2 separate regions of the Homo sapiens genome follow, and region 1 is linked to region 2. The links are chromatin loops, found by intact Hi-C in ENCODE. Cell type or tissue: ascending aorta. All regions are shown on one strand.

The links. A loop is a pair of places that touch in the nucleus more often than their neighbours do. Peaks named below come from ENCODE experiments on the same cell type or tissue, not always from the same donor. Only the 100,000 strongest peaks of a DNase experiment are listed, where the experiment ranks them.
Region 1: a loop joins it to region 2, with 3 times the contacts of the local background. A loop is called at or near these places in 54 of 110 quality-filtered maps.

The regions. Positions count from the first base shown.
Region 1 is chr2:100,983,761-100,986,260 of GRCh38, forward strand. All of the region lies in intron 16 of NPAS2 (neuronal PAS domain protein 2), which reads left to right. Among named protein-coding and RNA genes, the nearest start is that of NPAS2-AS1, 7.8 kb to the left of the region's middle. RefSeq lists an enhancer at 1-186 and silencers at 1,118-1,313, 1,198-1,337. In ascending aorta, a CTCF peak has its summit at 1,282 (motif pointing left); a DNase peak (open chromatin) is centred at 1,261; H3K27ac peaks cover 1,161 bases.
Region 2 is chr2:100,818,027-100,820,526 of GRCh38, forward strand. It overlaps NPAS2 (neuronal PAS domain protein 2), which reads left to right and starts at 2,113. Exons shown (of 21, transcript NM_002518.4): 1 at 2,113-2,388. In ascending aorta, no CTCF peak of the experiment used is centred here; DNase peaks (open chromatin) are centred at 605, 1,145, 1,811, 2,031 and 1 weaker place; H3K4me3 peaks cover 2,344 bases; H3K27ac peaks cover 2,359 bases.

The DNA.
Region 1 (2,500 bases), 170 kb after region 2:
AGGTAAAAAGTGGCTTTTGACTTACGCCTTCCCAGCTGGAATATTTTTCTCACTGATCCAGGGCCTGACTGGGAGCCCAATGCTTGCCTGACTCCAATTACTTTAATGGAATTTTTACACTAACAGGAAGGGGGAAATCGAGCCAGAAACTGCTAAAATTGAGGTAGGCGTATGAACATCCCCCTCAGTGCCTGGAGTTTTTCTACTTCCTGCCTTTTCTGAATTTTAAAATAACAGGCAGCAAGGTTATCGCTTTCACTCCTGTTATAACAAAGTATTTTTCCTCCTTGTGACCTATGCCTTTGGTTAACCCCAAAGTACCTATGCCACAGTGCACTGAGGGATGTTCTGAGCCGGCCGGCATGGGAATTGCACCCTCCGGTGCCTTCCTGCCCTGTGTTCATTCCTGAGGCCTTATCTTTGCAGTGGAATTTTCCAGAGATCATGGAAATCCACAGATAGTCGAGACAGAGGATATTTCCTCAAGGAGCCTGCCTTGTTTTTTTGTAAGACTTAAAGAAATATGTTCCAAAATGTGATATTTGTTTTTTTTAAACTAAACTGTGTGATTCAAGTGTGAAGAATAAGCAAGTAGAAATGACTCCAGCCCACCCCCAAAAGTAGAGGGATAGATAAAATAAGAATGACAAAACACTGATGATTGTTGAAGCCTAATGGTGATGCCAAGGTTTCATTATATTACTTGTCTATTTTGTATACTTCTAAAATGTCCTGTAATGACAAGTATTTGTAGAAATAAGCAGATAACACTAATGAAAAATCATCTGTGAGTGTAGGATTGGTTTGTTCTTGAAAATTAGAAGTTGTTGGTTTGTTTTCTCTGATAACTTTTCCCACTTGGAGAACTTTTTTTTTTTTTTATGTTTTCTATAAAGTTGACCTCAGAGCCCTTTTAAGTCACCATCTCCTTAAGCCACAAAATTCTACTTTATTGTTGATAAACAGAAGTACGGCTGTGCCCAGCAGCAAACCAGGAACCAGTCCCCCACCCAGTGGCCTTTATCCCAACCTCAGTGGACTTGTGATGCTTTACTTCATTGCTTCAAAACTTTCGTCGAGGCTATATGTGCCTGTGATGCTTACTATTTTTTTTTTTCAAAAAAACCTTGGGTTATGAGGAAGAAGTCCTGAAGGGCTGTTGGTGTTTGCACCTGGATGGGGTCATGAAAATGGGGCTACCTGGACAAGAGCTGTTGTGCTGAAAGGCCCATCGCCCCCTCCAAGGCTGCCTCTTGCTCTTTTTGAGAGCATGCGCGCCCTCTGCTGGCTGCTCAAAGGAATGCCTAGAAGGACACCTGTAGCAATGGCAAATGACGTGTTCCTCAACTGGTTCATCCATCCATCTATCCATCCTTCCTTCCATCCAGCCATCATCTATCCATCCTTCCATCCGTCCTTCCTTCCTTCCATCCAGCCATCATCTATCCATCCTTCCATCCAGCCATCATCTGTCCATCCTTCCATCCGTCCTTCCATCCAGCCGCCATCTGTCCATCCTTTCTTCTGGCCACCCTCCCTTCTATACATCCTTCTGCCCGTCCTTTCTTCCTTCCATCCATCCTTTAGTCCATCCATCCATCTGACAGACACCCTTTATTTACCAGGCACGTGGTTAAGCACTGTGAGGATACAGAAAGATAAACAGGGCAGGGTTTCTACTGTCAGAGGATATACATCGATGGGACAGAGTAGCACACCTTGCTGTTACAGTCTGTTACATAAATAACACCAGCAGACATAGTTTGCCCTTCTCTGAGTGAAAGCACCATTCATATGTTTATTCATTCATACATGCATTTATTCCATTCATTCATTTATCAAACAGTTTTTATATGCCCAAAGAGGCGAAGGAGGAAAAAGCTCCTTTTTTCATTTTGAATGTTATTATCTGACATTCATTCAGTACTTACTATGTCTCAGGTCATTTATATGCATTAACTTCATTTAGTCCTTAATAAGATATATGCTCTTAATGTCACTATTTTTTTTTAATGTCACTATTTTTTACTAATGAGGAAACTAAGGCTTTGAAAAGTTATTAAAATTGCCGAAGGCCATACTGCTAGTAAATGGTAGGGTGGGAATTTGAGCTAAGATAGGTCTGCTTTAAGGTAAATTATACTGCCTCTCATCAATAAAGGTTGGATTTATTCAAACTCTAATCAAAAGGTAAATTGTGTCCTACCAGAAAAACGCATGGTAATTGGGTTTGACTACTAGGTTTTTGCTGAAGTGATGAAGTATAGGTTGCCCTATGTGCTATAAATGAGTCTTATTTTAATAGGGAGCTGGGATTGCATGAAACATGAATCCTCAAAATGTGTAAAATGATGGATACCCAGAAAATTCTTCTTAATTTCTAAAGTGACAAGGAGTCCTCATTTCAAAACTGCAGGCTTCTCTGTGGTGGGTGGGGCATGAGAGGAGTTTGGGGAGGTCCCGTGGGATGGTAGAAAGATCAGAACCCAGCCCCAGCTCA
Region 2 (2,500 bases):
AGTAGGAAAAGGGAGTTGGAATCTCTTCCAAAGCAAAAAAGGAAGGGAGGTGACTTTAAATAATGCTTTAAAACCGGTTAGAAGTACACAATTTCATCCTTTAGTAATATTAGTCATGGCCACGCTCTAAAGGCGGGGTGAAACCTACTTGCCTGGAGGAAAAGGACGGGGTAGAAAAACAAAGCAAAATAAAATCCATCAAACAAAAGTTTCTTCTTTTGGAAAGGGAGGGACTTCAAAATCATGACAGGCCAAATGCCTCCTCCTCTTTCTTGAAAAGCCCTCCAAGTCAGAAGCAAGCCTGAGAATAACAGCTGCTCTTAGGATGCTCAAAGCTCCTTGCAGCTGATTATTTTTCAGGAGGAGAATTAGACACAAATAATACAAGTGGGAAATAAAGAGAATGACCTACTTTACAGGGGGGGTAAAAAGGAGCTCTGTGTGAGCGTTTTGATCTAATTGACGGTGTGGGGTTGCATGCCCAAATAAGGCGCTGCTGGTCGGATCTGCGAGGGAGAGGGCACGTCTCAAACTCGAGGGAGAGGACGAGACAGCGAGAGGAACAGCGTCCGGGGCGACCCCCAGTCCACCGCGGGGGCCTGGCGCGCTTGGGGCAAAGGCCCTAGGAGACCCCTTCTGGCCACAAAATCGAGTATGACAGAAAAGGGCCAGCGGGGGCGCTTTCCTTCCAGGGCCACTTGCCGGAATGTAAGAGGGACGGAGAGACGTCCGGAAAAGGCTGCCACGCTCGGAGCGCTGCGCCAGGCCAGGCACCTAGGCCAGGGGAGCGGAGACCTCGTGGGAGCGGGCAGGGGGACCTTTCCCCTCTCCCGGGCTTCCACCCAGGCGCCTCCCCGCTGTGAACGCCGCCGCCCAGGTGAAGGGGAAACCGGCCACGTTTCCGGACCTCGGCGGGGCACACGGTCTCCGGTTTTCACCGGCTCTGTCTTGGAGCCCCGAAGGGCATCAGACAGCAGCCCCGGCACCCGGGGATTATTCCTGTACCTCTGCCTCCCTCCGCTTGGCGTTTGCGGGAACCTTGGTAAAATCCTCCCTGTTTCTCGCGCGCGCCTCTCTCTCCAGCTTCTTTTTCTTGGATTCTCGCCTGTCTCCTCCCACAGAGGAAAAAAAAAAAAAGGTCACGTATGTTTGGAAAAATATGTAGGTCAGTGGAACATTTCCTGCACTGGTGCAAAAGGAGAGGAGGGCAGCGGAGGAGGGGAGGGAGAGGCAGAGTGGAGCTCCAAGTGCCCGCTCCTGGCCGCAGCCCCACACCCCACGTGCCCCTGCCGGGGAGGGGGGCAATTAGCCGGTTCCTTTCCATCCTTGACCCATTTTCCGGACCAGCTACGTTCGCCTTAGGACAGGCACTGGTTATTCCTCCCCAGCAGTCGCTGCTGTCCTCCGCCGACCACCGCTCGCCCGCATCTTCCCCGACCCCCGCCTCCCACCTGCCCCCGGGCCGCACCCCCGCCGCTCATTGAGAAATCGCAGTGGTCCCCGCAGAGACGCGCTTTGTGCCCTGGGTCGAGACCTGCGCGCAACCCTGCCCCTGGAGGACAGTGTGGAGGGGGTGACAGTCGCGTGCTCGTCCCCCTTCATCCCCTGCGCGGGACAGCAGGGTGGCGGCCCGCACTGCGAGGGTCTACACTAGGCGGGGGCGGCAGATTCCTTGTTCCCCCCGAGTGACAACTTTAATGGGACCTCGGCTGGCAGCCTCTAGTCCACTTGCCTCTCCTCTGGGCCGGCTCACCTGGAAGCACAACCCCCCCCTCCCCCAGCCCCGGCGCCCAACCCCGACCCTGCGCCCCAGGCCCGACCCCGCCGCGCGTCCCTGGCAGCCCAGCAGAGGCTGCGGCGGCCTGGGGACTCGCGGGTGTCTGCGCCGCCCAGGGAAGCCGGGGGTCTAGGGGGCCGGGGGTCCGTCTGCCTGCGGCGCGCGCGGGGTGCTTGTCCCAGGCTGGGTCGGGGCCAGGAGAGACCCCGCAGGCGGAGGCAGGCGAGGGGAGGAGGAGGAGGGTGGGGGTAGGAGGGGGAGGTGGAGAGGGAGGAGGGTGGAGGGAGGAGGCAGGGGAGGAGGCAGAGGCGGAGGCGGCTCTCCCCGCCGGCTCTGCGTGCGGAAGAGTTTGCCGCGCGAGCAGCCGGCCTCTCGCAGGAGCCGAGGGACCCGCGCGGCTGCGGCCCAGGAGCGGCGGCCGCGGAGCCCGGAGACCCGCAGCCGCGGCGGCGGCGGCGGCGGCGGCAGCAGCTAGAGCAGCGCCTCCCGCCGCCGCCCGGGAGGAGCTCGCCGCGCCCGCTCGCCGCCTCGTCTCCCAGCGGCGGCGGGAGGCGCGTCTCCCCGGCCCAGTCCGCGCCCGGCCCCGCGGGGCCGCTCCGGCCCGCTCCGAGGTAAGGGGCCGCGCCTAGGGGCGCGGGGGACCCAGGGTGGGTAGTACGTGCGCGCGGGGTCGCAGGACTCGGTCACCTGCTCGCCAGCGTGGAGGACGCGCGGGGGCGGAGG